2 separate regions of the Homo sapiens genome follow, and region 1 is linked to region 2. Evidence: chromatin loops called from intact Hi-C (ENCODE). Cell type or tissue: dorsolateral prefrontal cortex. All regions are shown on one strand. Links, peaks and the distances in the headings refer to the core of each region. The heading gives the core; the rest is flanking DNA. Region 1 overlaps LOC105369958 (a long non-coding RNA gene). Region 2 has its middle 11 kb from the start of NUAK1.

Region 1 (4,395 bases), core at 208-4,207, 610 kb after region 2:
TAGGAAAGAGAAGATATGCACCCAATCTCCTGAGGCCTAGGTTCACAATTGGTACTGTCCCACTTCCTCACCTTCTACTGGCCAAATCAAGTCACAGTTGAGCCCAGATTCAAGGACAGGCAAACAGGCTCCACCTCTCGATGGAAGGAGCTGCAAAGTCTTTGTGTAAAGGGCATATTAATTACAACTGTGGAAGCAATCAATCAGTCACAACCACTTTGGAGCCCATCGGAGAGCCTCCTACAGGGCCTTGCTCTGGGCAGATGCTCACCTCCACCAGACCATCAGCTCTTGAGGGCAGAGACCTTACCTGGCTGGTTTACCTCTGGCTTTCTATCATCTTGCACATAGTAGGGGCTCAATAATTAAACATATTCATCAATTAAAGCAAACAGCTATGGGAAAGAAAGCATGTTCTTATCTCCTCTGGTGCATAATTCCACAAAAACACAACCTGCCGAGTCATTCTCCTCAGACCAAATCTCCATGAGTACTATGTGCAGAAAGGGGTTGTTAGCAGATGCTTCTCCCTGATGATGGTTTGAAAAATTCCTCAAACTTAATACCATCAAGGACTCCAGGATTTAAAAGAATCTCTCCACCGTCCAAGAGAACAAATAGTCTCTAGCCACGGTGCCCTCCGTTTTGTTGCCAGAGTGGTAACGTTTGGAGAGAGCAGAGCAGAGCAGATGGAGCACTTCACCTTTCTTTCCATGACATAGAGCGTCTAAGAATGTGCGGTTGCTCCAGCTGGGGGTGACGGCGCGTGAGCATGCAGCTGGGATGTCAGCCCCCAGCACATGCTGCTCTGCTCAGCTCCAGCACGGGCTTGTTGATGAAGCAGCACTGGGGGCTCCAGTGCACAAAGGGAAGAGGCTCCTTCATTGCACTGGAGCCCCCTGGTTGGCCTTGCCCCAACCAGGCTTGGCTGGCCTTGCCCCAACCAGGCTTGGCTGGCCTTGCCCCAAGCTTCCCTACCCAGCTGAGAATATGGGTCAGCTGGGATGTCTTGAGATGACCCAGTGTCTTGCCATGGTCTCTGAATACACAGGCACACACACGCATGCATGCACACTGACACACATGTATACATGTGCACACACACTCATACACACACACACTTATACACACATGCACACATACATACACACACATACACATATGCACACATGCATCCTCACACCCATGCATACACACACAGACACAACCTGAAACCAGCAAGTCTTTAGTGCCACCCAGACCACCCCCTTTTGCCCACTCTTCCTTGATCCCAGCCCATATTCCTTATGAGAGTTCTGACACTTTTAAGACTATTGAGGACATAGTCCAAAGAACCAAAGGACTCCATGTGGGATGCTGAGTTGCTGCCTCTTGGTTTCTGGTTTTGCTCCTCCTTTCAACCCCCAGTCCACATCCAGCTGCAGTTTCCCCCCTGGGGTTGATGCTTCCCCCCAGTTTCCCCACCAGACCCAGGTCTCAATCCCCTGACACTTCATCCAGAACCTTGTCCCTGGGGCTAAGTTGGATTCAGCACAAGCCACTCCATCTTCAGTTCACACAGCCTTAATTCCTCCCATCTAGAGGAAACAAAGACCTATCCTCAGCCATCCATTCCAGACTGACTAATGTGGCCTCCTTAGGGGGCATTTGCACTGTAAAAGATCCCCTCTTGGGACTGGTGGGAGGCACTGGCTGTGCTAAGGCCCCAGGGCACTTTTTAGAGAGATGGAAATGTTCTGTATCTCAGTTATGGTGGTGGTTACACAATTGTATACACTTCTCATAATTCATTGCACTGTAGGTCCAAAAAAAAAAGATGAATTTCATGATGTATAAAACATTCCTCAATAAATCTGACTTAAAAAATAATTTTTTTTTTAGAAAAAGAAGTTTCCATTTGTTCCGTGACTTTTCTGCCCACTCCAACCAACCCTTAACTGTGGTGGTGAGGAATATTTTAGAAAAACCATGCATCAAAGTGGTGCTTTAGGGGCACCATTCTGTCTTCCCCAAAGCTCCACCAGTCTTTATCTTGTGGTTGCCCTTCTCAGAAGTAGATGAGACTCTCCAGCAATGATACTTATCAACATGAGGGGTAGGGGAGAAGCAGGAGGACACTGGAAATATTACTTCCAGCCTGAGATGTACAAGATAAAGACAGGAACCCAGGAGAAGGTGGAGGGAATATGGAGGGAAGAGTAAAACTGAAGGAGAAAGGACTCCAGAAATCCAGGAAAGAGAGATTCAGCATTGTGTGAAAAATCTTCTGAGAAGGAAAGGAAACACTTGCAGTTTCCTCTGGACTCTGAGTGTGTTCTGAGCAGTTAAGATCCATGTGCTCTGGAATGGAGGTGTCTTTACATCTGGGGTTAAATGAGATGTCAAGGCTTCTACTGGAAAGGATCCTGATTAGCCAAAGAGAAGTCATCGTGGAGTTTGTCACTGTCACACCAAAGGGGGAGTGAGCTTCAGTGGAGAGCTCTTTCTGCCACTACCCAAATGCTACATCAGCCCAGGCTTAGCTCCTAGCCCCCAGTCGTAGGTAACAAATAGCCCCTTGCAAATGGGTTGATCACTTGCTGACCTTACTGATTCAAGTGCAGTAGGGGCCTGTGGGGAACTTTTAGTTCCAGGAAGCAAATGATTGATATGTTTGTAAACTCATCCCTGAAACCCATTCGTCTGGAAGTAAGAAATTATGAAAAAGTGCAAAGCCAAGAAGGAGGAAGAAAGGGAGTGGACAGGTAGAACAAGCCTAACTGGATCCCAGCCTGGAAGACTCTCCAGGGCTGAGATCAGAACATCTCAGCAGGCACCACAAAAGAGACCTCACACCTCCAGATACCCCTGTCCCTATAAATTCTTTCCATGTATTATGACAGCCAATTTGATTCCACCTATTTTTGAGAATCTTCATGGCCCATAAACACTTTGTGAAAAAAAGACTAAGATGAAGTCCAGAACTCTGAGGAACTCCTCATCCAAAATGGAGGGAAAGGTTCCCCCATACTACATGAAATTTTGCATTTTTTCTAATTTGGCAACTATGTATTTGACAAAACATATGATGCAGCTTTGCAGCAATTGCGGTCCTGGTTATAAACCCAGGAGAAATCAGTGTGTATGACATGCAAAAGAATGTTCATAGAAACAATATATGTTATAACTCAAAACTGAAAATAACCCAGCTTTCTATCAATAGTACAAAGATAAATAAATTGTGGTACATTCAGACAATAGACTGCAATATAGCAATGAAAACAAAACTATCAGGACATGCACAAAATGGATAGATCTCACACATAATGTTGAGCAAAAAGAAGCTAGACAGGAGAGTACGTGTCTACAATTTCATTTATAGAAAGCTCCAGAACAACCAAAATTAATCTCAGATGGGAAAAATCCAAACAATTTTTGCCTTTTGGGAATGACTAGAACAAGAGAGGCTTCTGAGTGTTCTTATCTCTTTCTTGATTTGGGTGTTTGTAACATGGAAATTTTCATCTCTAAAAAAGTTATCCAGCTAAATATTTTGTGTGTGATATGGTTTGGCTCTGTGTCCCCCCCAAATCTCATCTTGAATTGTACCCCCATGTGTCAAGGGAGGGACCTGTAATCCCCACGTGTCAAGGGAGAGAAGTGACTGGATTATGGGGGCGGTTTCCCACATGCTGTTCTTGTAATAGTGAGTGAGTTCTTACAAGATCTCATGGTTTTATAAATGGTAGTTTTTCATGTGCTCTCACACACGCTCTATCTCACCTGCCACCATGTAAAACGTGCCTGCTTCCCCTTCCACCATGATTGTAAGTTTCCTGAGGACTCCCTGGCCATGCAGAACTGTGAGTCAATTAAACCTCTTTCCTTTATAAATTACTCAGTTTGGGGTAGTATCTTTATAGCAGTGTGAGAACTAATACAGTATATTGGTACTGCAGAGAGTAGGGTACTGCTATAAAGATACCTGAAAACTGAAAGTGACCTTGGAACTGGGTAATAGGCAGAGGTTGGAACTGTTTGGAGGGCTCAGGAGAAGACAGGACAATGTAGGAAAGTTTGAAACTTCCTAGAGACTTGTTGAATGGGTTAAACCAAAATGCTGATAGGGATATGGGCAATGAAGTTCCAGCTGTGGTGGTCTCAGATGGAGGTGAGGAACTTCTTGGGAACTGGAGTAAAGGTGACTCTTGCTATGCTTTAGCAAAGAGACTGGCAGCATTTTGTCCCTGCTCTAGAGATCTGTGGAACTTTGAACTTGAGAGAAATTATCTGAAATTGGAACTTATGTTTAAAAGAAAAGCAGACCATTCAAGTTTGGAAAATTTGCAGCCTGATGATGCAATAGAAAAGAAAAATCCATTTTCTGGGGAGAAATTCAAGCCTTCTGCAGAAATT
Region 2 (4,395 bases), core at 154-4,153:
ATGTGATATCATGGTTCTCCTGGGCGTTATCAGGAAGCCAGAATGAGGCACACTGCTCTTTTGCTTGTTAGCTCATTTGTTCGTTCATTCATTCACATTCAGCAAGTGGTTCTTTGCAGTCTTGATCTAAGGGACAAAGGGCTACCAAGATGCCTAAGCAGAACCTGCTACCCTAACTCCCCTTTAACTGAGCCCTTATTATTTTCCAGACACCAGGCATATTTTAATATAATCTTCCCCAAATAACTATATTTGTTAGGCATTCTTCCCATCTTGTAGATGCAGAAACTGAGACCCAGAGAAGTTAAGCAAGTTACCTAAAGTCACGCAGCTAGAAATGGAGGGAGCTGGAGTTTGACCCAGATCAGACTACAAGAGCTTTCATTCTCAATATTACACAGCCTCTCTCACATTGGAATTTCTCTGTGTTTTATTCCCTTCAACTTTGGCTGGACTTATTTTAGATGGATGTAGCTGGATTCTAAGGGGCTACACTGGATACTAAAGTCTGAGCCAGCAGGTAGGCCAATGACCCAAGTATTTTGGTGAGAGCTACTGGGACATTTAGGTAAAAGTGTTTATCTAAATTTTCTCTGGAAAATTGCTGTATCTGTGCTGTGGCCAGGTGTGGACCGAGTGGGCTGCTCACCGGCTCCTGCCTCAGCAGTAGGTCTTTGCTTCTCTTCTAGAACTGCCCTAGGGACTACTCATCCACTCTATTTTTTAAAATTATTTTTATTTTTATTATTTTTTTGAGAGGGAGTCCCGCTCTGTCTCCCAGGCTAGCCTGGAGTGCAATGGCGAAATCTCAGCTCACTGCAGCTTCCACCTCCTGGGTTCAAGTGATTCTCATGACTCAGCCTCCCAAGTAGCTGGGATTACAGGCACAAGCCACCACATCCGGCTAATTTTTTATATTTTTGGTAGAAACGGGGTTTCACCAAATTGGCCAGGCTGGTCTCAAACTCCTGACCTCAAGTGATCCACCAGCCTCGGCCTCTCAAAGTGCTGGGATTACAGGAGTGAGCCACCCCACCTGGCCTCTCATTCACTCTGTCAGTACAGAGATTGGTCCCTATGGCCAGAGTCCACTCATCACCTGCTCTCTGTCTGCTATGAGTGGCTGGTACCACCTCTGAAGTTTGCCAGCTGGTAACGTGAAAAGCCAGGGGTGAGAGCGAAGTGCAAGGCTGGAGGGGACTACTGGATAGCGATAGCAATCCCCCAAGGACACATTAATTTCTCTAAATGACCTTTCCAGCATAATGAAGGTACAGAGAATCCAATCAGTTGCCCTTTCGAAAGAACAGTGAGACAGCTGCTCTTTTTGAAAAAGCGGGACTCCAAGCTGAAGCCAGGCTGGATTTCTTTGTGCTGTCCTTTCTCTGGCTCACGAAATTCTACCTTGGAGGCTGAAAACTCATGGCATTCAGTTTCATTTTAAAAAGGAGATTGGAACCCTGAAACTAAGTATCTACAAATTATTTTAGAAGTGGCTTTCACAAAGATGCTCTCTTTTTTTTTTCATTTTGATGATGTCTCTACATTGGAGGGTATGGAGGGTATCATTATCCCCATTTTCTAGATGGGGAAACTAAGGCCAGGAGAGACTGTGTGATGTGATGGGAAATGTTGGGAAATTGAGACTATAAGCTGGCTCTAGTCTGATAAATAATAGACACAACATGTAGAGCCCTTCGCAGCTGACAAAGTATTTGCATGTTTTAAACTTTTTAATCCATCCATCCAACAAACCCAGTAAGACATTTTATTATTATCCCTGGTCTTACAGATCAGTTAGTGACAGACCTGGCCTTCTAACTCCTTCCCATCCTTCTGTTCTCTTTCCATCGTATTACTTCTTCTTGGGTTCTTTGACTTCTTTGAGTCTCTATTCTAGGAGCTGGTATTTTTTTCTGTAAAGAGCCAGATAGTAAATATTTTAGGCTTTGATGGCCATATGATCTCTGTTGAAACTACTCAGTTCTGCCCTTCTAGCTCAAAAGCAGCCATAGATGTACGTAAAAAAATGGATGTTACTGTGTTCAAATAAATCTATATTTATGGCCCTGAAATCTGAATTTCATATAATTTTCATGAATCATGAAATATTATTATTATTTGATTTTCAAAAGCAACTCAAAAGTGTAAAAACCATTCTTAGCTTGTGTATGGCACAAAAACAGGCAGGGGGCCATAGCGTGCTGACTCTCGCCCTATCTTTGTCTGTAAAATTGGGAAGTAGTAATACATCCGCCGTAGACTCACATGGATTAAGTAAGATCACACCAGTACCATGTTTTGCACAGGGTCCACCATTGCCCTTCTGTCACACGATGAGAGCATGAACGTCTCTGGGTTTCAGTTCTCTTATCTATTAGAAGGGAAGTGTTGGCTACTTCTAGCTCTGAGTCTATATATTTTTGCCAAATTACTTTTTGCTAAAGAGCTTCAACCGCCTTCCTTCTCCCTGCCCTGAGGACATCCATGCCTCCTGGGTCTCCCCAGAATTTCTCCACCCCATTTCCATTTGGCCAACTTCTCTTTCTTGGTCCTAGTCGTTATTTTGTACCTTGGCTTGCACTGAAGTGAACTAGATTTCTTCTCCATTTCTTGGAGAAGTTTTCAGTGGGCAGACCCAGCCACTTGGTGGAGCTGTGGGGAGATGTTTTTCCTTATAAAGCTACCTGATGTTTCCCCTGGAGAACTTCAGGTTTGAAGGTAGGGACGCTGGAAATGGTGCTTCTGGGGGAAAGAGGTGTTGTTCATACCTGTGTGCGTGTTTCCAGCATCTGTCCATATCCAGTTAATTTGGGCAGTCAGGGTTTTGAGTTCAGATGTTTCAAGAGTCCTGAGTGGGGCATTTATATGGGAGAGGCCAGGGACAGATAGATCCTAGATCTGGCGAGGTTCTCAATCCGAATTCCTGGAAGTTTCCCAGTTGTCCCTTGTTCTGTCATGGAGGAAATCAGTCTGTCTCCTCACCATGCAAAACATGCACTTTCTTTTTGGAGCCATTAGATGTACAATCGAATAGCCTTTATCTTTTAAGGAGCTGACTTTTTGTGACTTTTATATATGTAAAACATGCAATTTCTTTTTGGAGCCATTAGATATACAGTCAAATAGACTTTATCTTTCAAGGAGCTGACTTTTTGTGACTTTTATATAACAACTATTGGTGAGATGTGATTTCTTCTCCCTTTCTTGGAGAAGTTTTTGGTTGCTCAGATATTAGCTATTATGTAGCCAAATTACCTGAGCTTGTAAGTTGCGAGACCATAGGGTAGTCTCTCGATCTCTTAGCATATCCCATGAAAAACGTGGGAAATAAAAATATCTAATCCCAAGTAAAGTATCATTTTGAGAATTAAAAAAGACCACTTGTGGGAAAGTGTTTTGTAAACTGTAAAGCATCATGCTGATGGGAGGTATTAGAAACTCCTCGAGGGCAGAGGACCATCTTGTATTACTCTTTATCTGCAGAATGACTGCAGCATCATAGATGCTCAGCTAACATCTGTTGAATGAATGAGTGAACAGGCGAATGAAGAGCATCACGAAGGGGTTGGCAGACTGGAAATATGCCTATTAAATTAAGGGTTTCAAAGGATGAGGCTGGGAGAAGCAGGAGAAGCAGGCCCTTGAGAGGAATCTAGGGCACGTGGCTTGTCTGCCAGGAAGGCAGCTAATGCATCCCTTGCCAGCTAGCCGGCTGCCGGGCAGGCTGGCTCCACTGGGCGAGCTGCCAGGCCCCAGGCCATCTAAGGCTTGTGTGAGCGTCCCAGAGCAGGTGGGCCGGGAGCGTCTGTCGTCACGGGTGGGCTGGTGACCCGCCTGGAATGCCTTCCCTCTCGTGCCTGCTTTTAGAGCCTTAGTCCCTGGTGACAGTAAACAGAATGGACGCAGGGCCTGACACTGAGCCACCCTGGGTCTTGGCAGGGTGGGTCTGAGAGACCTGTTTTCCAGAGTTAAAAGAATACAAATAAACACAGCACAGATAAATGTAGGCAGTTATATAGGAAATCTAGGTCCCAGGGCTATTTTTTCCTGACCCAGTTTTTTTGTTTGTTTGTTTGGGACATAATTACTTGGGAAATGGTAATTGTTTTACATGCTTGCTATAGACCTGATAGAATAAATCTAATAATAATATTATTTAAACAATAATAATAGCAGCTAATGTTTTGTCTGTGTTTACCACGTGCCTATGTAGTACTATGTTAAACACTTCATAGACATTTTCATAGTTCTACAAGGTAATCATTAACTCTGTAGGATTGTATCCTGTCAATCCTATGTACTAAGTATTATTACTATACCTATTTTACGTATGGAGGGATTGAGGTTCAGTCACTTCCTGGGGTCACAGAGCTGAATGGTGGAAGAGCTGCT

Evidence for each region. A loop is a pair of places that touch in the nucleus more often than their neighbours do. Peaks named below come from ENCODE experiments on the same cell type or tissue, not always from the same donor. Only the 100,000 strongest peaks of a DNase experiment are listed, where the experiment ranks them.
Region 1: it touches region 2 in a loop (7-fold over the local background); 5 of 110 quality-filtered maps call a loop at or near these places.

Annotation. Positions count from the first base shown.
Region 1 is chr12:105,535,371-105,539,765 of GRCh38, reverse strand. All of the region lies in intron 3 of LOC105369958 (a long non-coding RNA gene), which reads right to left. Among named protein-coding and RNA genes, the nearest start is that of CASC18, 170 kb to the left of the region's middle. In dorsolateral prefrontal cortex, for the core only: no CTCF peak of the experiment used is centred there; no DNase peak of the experiment used is centred there.
Region 2 is chr12:106,147,554-106,151,948 of GRCh38, reverse strand. No RefSeq gene overlaps it. Among named protein-coding and RNA genes, the nearest start is that of NUAK1, 11 kb to the right of the region's middle. RefSeq lists an enhancer at 3,251-3,750. In dorsolateral prefrontal cortex, for the core only: CTCF peaks have their summits at 2,438 and 2,644 (motif pointing right); DNase peaks (open chromatin) are centred at 2,253, 2,650 and 3,748; H3K4me3 peaks cover 317 bases; H3K27ac peaks cover 1,713 bases.